2 separate regions of the Mus musculus genome follow, and region 2 is linked to region 1. The links are chromatin loops, found by intact Hi-C in ENCODE. Cell type or tissue: heart. All regions are shown on one strand. Links, peaks and the distances in the headings refer to the core of each region. The heading gives the core; the rest is flanking DNA.

Region 1 (4,385 bases), core at 259-4,258:
TGCGTGCAACTTAATCCCTTCGCTTAACACTTCTGACATAGGTAAAATATATATCTAAGTTGTCCCATATTTTGGTATCACTACTTTTTTATTATAAAAACAAAATTATGTACACTTGTTACAGAGTAAATATTTTAAAACAACAGAATGGGAAATGCTTTATTTCAGGTGCAGAACAAGACGATCAAGCCTCTTTTCACAAAATAATCTTTAATTCAAGGAGCTAATGGGTTCTCAGTAAGATTTTTGGTGACTTGGGTTGTCAGTGACTTGCACACTGGCTGTTGCTACTTCTTGGTGTTTATAAATCCAGGTGACCAGAACTGCTGCACTGATGTTCACGATACTGGAAGAGGAAAAAAAAAAGTGTTTCCTGTGGAATAATTTTCAAGAGTTTCAAGTTTTGACCACTTCATTTTTGGTATATTTCCACTCAAGTGTTTTCATTTCCTATGAGCCCTGAATTTGTGACGATTGAGTTTTCATGTTGATATCAGTCAGTATGTGCAACTGCTACAAAACTTCTGACTACTGTTCATCTCACAGCTTTCTATCTTTTCAGATTTCAGATCTTCCAAACATACTAATGTTCAACGGAATGAGGAATTTACTTCATTTCTTCCTCTCTAACCCTGATTAGATAATAACCTTTTATAGTTTATATTAGTTTACCATAAGTGGTTACTATCTATAATATATAGGACTTAAGTAGACAGGATTAAATTTCAAAACAGTAATTTAAGAGACATAATGTGACTTTGAAGCTTTCCTTAAATCTACACTATCCCCCTCGTTTCTATGTATTTAACCACTATAGGGCCATTTCTTAGATGAATCAGGCAAAAATGTCCAAATTCAACCATTCAGTTTTGACACCGGGTACTTTCCTAGGCAAACCATTTTAAGGAAGAATGCTTTTAATGCCTGGCTCAATACCCTGTGGGGATTCCCTGCGCACTTCTCTCTTTTTAGTTTGTTGTGATGTTTTGGATGAAGTATATGAAGAAAAGCTCACCCAGAGTAGGTCTGGAATTAGAAAAGCAAGCACTTAGATTAAATGGCATTTTTCCCTCCATAAAATGTCAAAGTTTAAATGGTGGCTTCTAGATTACTTGCAACTGGGGATCTGCCTTAACACGCACTTGGTCGTCCTGCAGTTCCAGTTGGTTTATCAGGCGCTGGTTAATTGGAAAACCTTACTACTCATGGATGAAAAAGAACGGGAAAGGAAAAATACACGTTTTAGCATTACTACAAAAATCGGCCGGGTCTTCTGAACACCCTTCAGTGCTCCCAGGGACCCCATAGTTTGAGAACCAGTCTTAAGTGGGCTACAGATTTTGTGGGAATCAGCTTCTGCGAAGATCATAAGGAAATAATTTTCCTGCGAAATAACTCAACTGGATGAACATACAGTCCCCCCCCCCCCCCCCAAGCCCTGGCTGTCCTGGAACTCACTCTCTAAGACCTGGCTGGCCTCGAACTCAACCTCCCAAGTGCTGGGATTAAAGGCGTGCGCCACCACTGCCCGGAACAGAAAGCTAAGTGTATTTTTAAAACTTTTTCTTCTACTAGCCGTCTTGTCCACCCTCACCCCAGCAACCCCAGGTGCTTGGTGGGTCACCGGAAGCAGACTGTTCACTGAGCGCCAAGGCCCACACGGAAGTACTGAGCATGCGTGGGACTCGCGGCCGTCTCGCCCAGTGAAAGGTCAGAGGTCTCGAGAAAGGCCTGGTGTTCTGTGGCGGAAGAACCGGCTCGCTCACGGCGCTTCACGCCGTAAGGTTCTGTACTGGGAATTCTGGCATGCGCCAAACCCGCCCCGAACTACCGGAAGCAGCTACCATCCGGCTCGCCCGCACCTACGCACTTCCTCTCTGGGAAGGAAGGGGCGGGCTCTGGCCGAGTGTGCACGCCCCACGGGCTGCGCATGCGCCTTCTTCCTGGCGGCTCCGGAGCGCCTCGCCGGGCCGACTTCGCTCGCTGGTTGACAGTGCGCCTGCGCGGTCGCTGGGGGCTCTCCACCTCTGCCTCCCCTCCCCCTGACGCCCCGCGGGGGCTCCGGGCCCGGCGGGACCATGTTCACCAGCACCGGCTCCAGTGGGCTTTGTGAGTACCGGTTCCCTCATCCTTGGGCCGCCCTTCGCTCCATTCCGAGCTCTTCCCGGACCCGGCTCGGGGCAGCGGGGGACTCGGGGTTGCAGGAGGCTGGGGGCCCCTTGCCTCCCGCGCCCGAGCCTTGTCAGTTCTTGCTCTTAGGGGGCAGCGGGCGCCGCACCCACCATAGCCCCGAGGGCCGAGGGGGTGCCACGTCCATTCCGCTCCCGGCGTCTCCCACAAGGTGCGCAGCAGCTCCTGCCCTGCTGCAGGTGGGCTGGGCAGTTAGGGTCCAGCCGGGTGCCCCGCTCATCTCGTGGCCCGGGCCCACGCACGCACTTGGCGACTCGAGTGCGGGGCTGGAAGATGTTCCCGTGGGGGCGACGCTGGAACCCTGCTCGGTTCCCTCTCCCCCTTCATTCATACAGGCTTCTTTGGGACCCACCTGATTCCTGGAACGTGTGAATTTCATCCTCCGCTCCAGAATCTGCCCCCTCAATATTAACTTCCACGTACATCTTACCCGTTGTCCTTGAAGAGTTTTTGCGAGCTGAAAAAGTGAGCGCTTTTCAGTGAAGTTAGGAAGTCACTTGGCAAGAGAATGCAAGCTTTGCTTCTGGATGCCGCTGCACTCTCCAGGAGTGTCTGCGGTGGTCAGCAGGTAGAGGGCGGAGAAGTTTATTCAACCTCCAGGCACCCCCCCCCCCCACGACATTATGTTGAGTTGACTTTAGAGAGTGGACTCTTAACTAAACAGTGTTGAGATTAGGCATTGATACACTAACAGCAAACTGTTTGAACAAGCCGCAGTTCGCAGTTTCTTTCTCTGTCGGTATTTCCCATCTCTGCGTGTGAAGTTAATGTTGCTAGAGCACAGAAGTGCCTGGCATCTCCAGATGGTACATTCTGTTGTGAACGTCATGAGCCTTTCAAAGAACACTCCTGTTACATAGTCTGAGAGCTGACTGTCAGAGCCAGCGACATAATTTAAAGTCGTCCTCACCTCTCACCGTAATCTCAGGCTTTGAAGTAGGTTTAATGTTGTTTATGATCTCCATATTTAGTACCTAATTTAAGTTATGGAAACGTTGACGTATTGGCCCCAGAATCCATCAGAACTACTAGTGAGTTGGTCTTCAAACTACTGTTTGGATGAATAAGGTAGTGTGGCTTTCCTAGGGTTACACTATGTGGGTGGATCTGTCAACAGCAGATTTCTTCGATTTTAGTTGTTCTCAGCATCTTGAGGCACCCTTTTGTACCAAACATGTAAAAGTTAAAAAGTGACAGTCTGGGGACATGGCTCAGTGGTTATGAAGCTTGTCCTGCAGGCATGAATATCTGAGTTCTAATTCTCAATACCCATGTAAAAGCTAAGGCATGCAGTGTGTGTCTATAACTCACCAGTGAGAGGTGGAGGCAGGAGATTCCCCAGGGCTTTGCTGGCCAGCCAGTTTACTGTGTCAAAAAAAGTGGAGTGATTCAGAAAGACATCCCAATATCAGCATGCACACAGGTATACACGTGCACACACACGTGCGCACACATATGCACACGGGAGAAATCTGATCGAGGGCAGCACAGTATGGATTAGGTTGTAGTCGCATTTGTAGCACAGCTTTAAGAAAGGTAATCATTTGTTATAGCTGGCATGGGTGCGTGTTGAACAGGTGTGTTCTCAGGGCCAACTGTAGCCTAGGGAAAGCTGAGGTTATAGGTCCCTCTTGAGCTCCCTCGAGCCGGTGTTCAGAGCGGAGGAGTTACTGGGATGGCTTAGGTCATGCTTTAGGTGTGCATTTGACAAGCATCCAGGACCTGTGAACTGTTTGGTTTTGGAAACACGGTGTTAGGCAAGTCTTAGGTTCAATGTTTCTGATTTTGACAATAGAGCTTAGTGGTGGTTCTCCCTAGATCAGTCATTTGGCCGTTCCTGAATGTAATGACTTTTTCTTTTTCTTTCCTTTTGTTTTGTTTTGTTTTCTTTTTCTTTTTTTTTCAAGACAGGGTTTCTCTGTGTAGCCCTGGCTGTCCTGGAACTCACTCTGTAGACCAGGCTGGCCTCAAACTCAAGAGATCCACCTGCCTCTGCCTCCCAAGTTCTGTGATTAAAGGCGTGCGCCACCACCTCCCGGCTTGTAATGACTTTTCTTGCTTCAGTGTTTTCTCCTACATAGCTACTCCGCTGAGTGATGTCCTTTTAGGTAGGCAGCTGTGTGGCTCCGTGGTTAGGTCAAAGGTCTGATCCTGAGGAAGAAGCAAGCACCCTCAGAGGGGTGATTGATACATCT
Region 2 (4,385 bases), core at 93-4,092, 230 kb after region 1:
GTCTAGTTTGGTATTATCAGAAAAATAGGTAAGGTGTGTGGGGGGTGTTAATCCTACCTCTTTATATTTGGAGACAGCTGCTTCCTTTTTCGACAAAGGGCGTTGTCTTGACTTAGCCCAAAGTTCAGTATGTGCATGTATTTGAGATGGTGTGCGCTGATGGACACGCCTCCTTTTGTTATAAAAGTGGTCAGGACCGCCTGGGACAACTACTATATCACCTATTTTTTTGTGATATAGTATTTTTTAACTTAATCTTTACCACTCTTTGAGAGGGTGAGCACCCTTGTCTTCTCTTCTAACTTTCATTTCTCCAGTGATGAACCCATGCCCAGAGGCACATCGCTAGATCACAATGTTCCAAAGCCAGGACGCTCAGCCAGTACAAATTACCTTTGATGTTAAAGCTCTTTTTAGGTATGTCAGTAGTTCTTTCTGTAGGTGCTAGAGCCATTGAAAATCTGGTTAGTTGTAAACTTTGGGGAAGGGAGCAATATATGAGCACACAGAAAAAATTTAATAGCATGAGACTACAAACTTTTTTGAATTTACCTATTTTCTGAATTTGCCTTTTCTTGAATTTGGGGGTTACAGTCATCCAGGACTGTGTTTTATATTCTAAGATGATGCACTTGGGGAAGAATTCGGTTGAAGTCTAAAACTCCATGGGCTTTTTATGCTAAACTTTTCTCCTCCTTGAGCATAATGCTTGCGCACTAACACAGAGACATAACCATTTCCCATTATCAATGGGAAAAGCTATGCACCTTGTCGAAGAGTAATAATGCCGTAATAGTCTTCCTTAACACGACTGCTTTGCTTAACTAAGCCCCGGTATCTTCATTGCAACCTGCCATTGCTACTTTATATTTACTACCCTCTCTCATCTATCTCATTTCGACTTTCTGAAAGATATGTTTGTTGTGTGCACACTTCTCCCACACAAGAATGTCCCAGCATTTCCGATGCTTAGGAATTATTCTTGCAAATAACCTCTAAGAGCTGTTTAAAGATTTACGAACCGCTCTTTCCATTTGTTCCCTTACCCTGGCCCCAACTAGGTAACCCCTGAGCTCTGCCTCATCGACCAACTCGGTCTCCATCAGAAAGTACTTGGTTCATCAGTCCTGAGCGGACTGACGGGTATGAGGTGACAGAGGGCAGAGAAGAGGTGCGCCCGAGAAGCGCGGCGCTCTGGAGCGCCACGGTGGAACCTGGAACCCGACTGTGGGTGCCGGAAGCGCGCAGGCGGAAGTCACCCAGATCCCGGAACGCGGATCTCTTGGCCGCCCCGCCCGGAAAGAGCCCGCTGCGCTTGCGGCGCCGGCACTGAGCATGTGCGTGCGGCCCCGCGCATGCTCCGTGGAGGCCCGCTTCGGTTTCTGTCGCGGGGCCCGCGGTGTCTCCTAGCGTAACCGGAACTAGCCGTTGCGGGCCGGCCTTCTCTGCGCTCGGGCCTTGAGGTGATCTCCGAGCGCCCCGGACCCCTCCTTCCTCGCCGTCCCCCTCGGCTCGGCCGCTCGCCTCTCACAGCCGCCGGCATGAGCTCCAGGCCGCCAGCGTCGCCGCCAGCGCAAGGCTCCAGGTTGCTGCTGCTGTCGCTGCTCCTGCTAGGGACGGTCCCAGGCCCGCGCCCGGGAAGCGCCTTCTACCTGCCCGGCCTGGCGCCGGTCAACTTCTGCGCCGAAGAGAAGAGCAACGAGTGCAAGGTGGGGGAGGCCTGTCGGGCTGCGCGCCGCGGTGGGAGCGGGGTCTAGGAGCGGGGTCAAGGAGCGGGAAGGGGCGTAGCTGTGGGTGGGGTCGCATTTCGAGCCGCGACGGGACGGGGGCCTGCGGACCCCGGGTGGTCCCCGCGGGCTCGTCGCTGCAGCTCGGGGCGCTTTGCCCGGACCCCGGCGGCTTGCGGAGCGCCCTTGGACTGGCCTGCACGCAGGTACGCGGTGACCCGATGCCCACACGGGGCGCTCCCAGCCGAGCGACAACTTCCAGTAACTTAATTTCGTAGCTCACTGTTTTATTGCACTTTCCTAGAACTCCTGGTCATGACGGCTTATTCTCTCTAGGACTTTGATACCGAACTTCAAGAATACTAGTTGATCATTTAACCTGTGGATTGTGACGCATTCTAACCCTCCTTGAAAACCGCGTTAATAAAGACTAGTTGTAGTTAAGTTTAGTCCCTGGCCTTTAAATTTTTTTTTAAGCTATAAAATTTTTAAGAGACCCCCAAATGGGTTTCTCCGCGATGGCTTTAAACACTTAAAAAGCAGCAGAGAGCGGGAGAAAGAACCTGCCTTGAAAATGTTGGTTTCGTAGGCCATCCGCCCACACGTTTTTCAGTTTACCAGCTGAAAGCAGCTTTTAGGTATCAGGTGTAGAGCATCACAATACACCATTATTTCGTAAAGTTACTAAAACTTAACCATTTGGAGGATCCAGGGCCTCTCAGAAACCGTTAATTTTAATACTTCAAATAATGGTTAAGAAAACGTTTACACTTTTTATTTACTAAAATTTTAAGCTGGTGTTTATTTTATGACTCTTAGCTATACCACAGTTGTGAATTTTGAGGTTGTTTTAGAGTATTAGGGAGGCTATTAAAGTTTTCATGGCATTTTGCAGCTTCTCTTTAGGTTTGTGGGCTATCCTGTGTGGCGTTAACATGGTCACTACAGTTTTAGAAAGAAACAAACGTGTATCTATGACACGTAAGTCGTAGAGGGTTCAATAATGCCTACCAATCGGTAAGATTCACCCAGGCACACAGTCCATTAACTGTGGTACCCGGAAAAGCAGGAACTTCTGCCTCCTTCTAGAGAGTTCTGACCTAAAGTGAGATCCAGTCTTACAGGCACACTGAATTTTTCTGTTAAATATTTCAGAAGCCAACCTTTATAAACAAGTACTTGGTCTGTAAATGAACAGTGAATGTGTGTTGTATTCGTAATTTCTTAGAGAAATACATTCCTGGCTCCTCCATCAGCCACTGGAGAACAGAGGCTTATTAATAAAATCTGATGTTACGAAAGGTATGGTCCACATACCTAGAGAGCATAGATGAGGAAATGTTTGTGGATTAGAGTCTTCTGGAGAAGCAGCAGAGATGTGACACTGGACACGGACTTTAGAGAGAAGTGTGAGTGGATTTGTGGGTGATTTGTGTTGTCTCACAAGGTCTTTAAGTGTCCTTTTGAAGTTTCTGATCCTTTGAGGGTTTGACTTAGATAGGTGTGGGGATGAAACAGGCAAGACAGATCATATTCTGGATGTTGGCTTGCTGTCCTTGTTCTCAGCTACTCCGTTAGCAGTAGGAAGAGGGCAAATGTCCCTAGGCTCTTCTCTAACTAGCTGGCGTGGAGACTTAGACATCTTCCCTTTTCTCTCAGTAGGGAGCTATTCTGCTTAGTAAACAGTTTAAATTTTTATTCCTGCGGTCAAGATGGTAACTTTACAAACATCCCTTCCCTCTTTTCCAAACAGAAATTTACCTCACAGTTTGGGAGGCTGAGAAATCAAAGTTTTAGGTGCTCACAGATTTAGGGTCTGGTGAGGATTCATTTTCTTCCTCGTCCATGTGTATGTATGCCTCATGTGGTGGGAGGGATGAAAGAGCTTCTTTAGCCTATTTTTTGAGAACACTAAACCATTCATGAGAACTCTGTCCCCAGGACTTGGTCATCCCTAAAAGGCTTTCCTTCATAGTACCATTGCCTAAGGGTCTACTTTTTCAATACAGGAACTGGGGACAGGAGAACATAAACATACCACTCCATATTTCCTGAGGGGACAAGAGTGAGCAGAGAGGTCCTTGATGCTGTTGATATGATTTCTGGTTCTTTCCCCACCTCTATAACACAGGAATAATTATGTTTGCTTATGTGTTTCCCTTGAAAGGTATTTCAGATTTCTTAGGAGAAACACTGTCTTTTACTGGTTGAGTGCAGAATGAAGCAGGTGTAGCTCAATGCAATGTGTGCAGCACCGCATAGTCTTATAGCTTCTGCTATGAAGTCCTCATCCCACATTAACTTGGTATGGATTGCCTGATGATTTCACTATTTTGTTTCCTTAAAATTGTTGTATAAGCCTTTGGTGTCTGGGTACACCTTTAATCCCAACACTCAAAGACAGAGGCAGGTTTATCTCTTTAGTTTATGGCCAGCCTTGTCTACATAATGAGCTGTAGGACAGGGCTATGTAGAGAGACCTTTTGTCTCAAAAGCAGTAACAACAACAACAACAAAGTTTTATGTTTAATTTTCTGACAGAGAAATATGAGTTCATTAAACCTAAAATCCTATTTATGTTCTTCTAACTTCTGATATATGGTCTTCGCCTTTGTAAATGAGTTTTGTGATTTACTCTTTTTTTTTTTTTTTTACATA

Evidence for each region. A loop is a pair of places that touch in the nucleus more often than their neighbours do. Peaks named below come from ENCODE experiments on the same cell type or tissue, not always from the same donor. Only the 100,000 strongest peaks of a DNase experiment are listed, where the experiment ranks them.
Region 2: it touches region 1 in a loop (6-fold over the local background); 6 of 42 quality-filtered maps call a loop at or near these places.

Annotation. Positions count from the first base shown.
Region 1 is chr14:121,876,666-121,881,050 of GRCm38, forward strand. Ubac2 (ubiquitin associated domain containing 2) reads left to right here and starts at 1,941. Exons shown (of 9, transcript NM_026861.2): 1 at 1,941-2,109. The coding sequence starts at 2,079. 1810041H14Rik (RIKEN cDNA 1810041H14 gene) reads right to left here and starts at 2,743. Exons shown (of 2, transcript NR_130999.1): 1 at 2,543-2,743; 2 at 194-346. In heart, for the core only: a CTCF peak has its summit at 1,990; a DNase peak (open chromatin) is centred at 1,886; H3K4me3 peaks cover 2,259 bases; H3K27ac peaks cover 1,760 bases.
Region 2 is chr14:122,105,727-122,110,111 of GRCm38, forward strand. It overlaps Tm9sf2 (transmembrane 9 superfamily member 2), which reads left to right and starts at 1,356. Exons shown (of 17, transcript NM_080556.3): 1 at 1,356-1,709. The coding sequence starts at 1,542. It overlaps A330035P11Rik (RIKEN cDNA A330035P11 gene), which reads right to left and starts at 1,248. Exons shown (of 4, transcript NR_015586.3): 1 at 58-1,248. In heart, for the core only: a CTCF peak has its summit at 1,956; a DNase peak (open chromatin) is centred at 1,325; H3K4me3 peaks cover 2,906 bases; H3K27ac peaks cover 1,966 bases.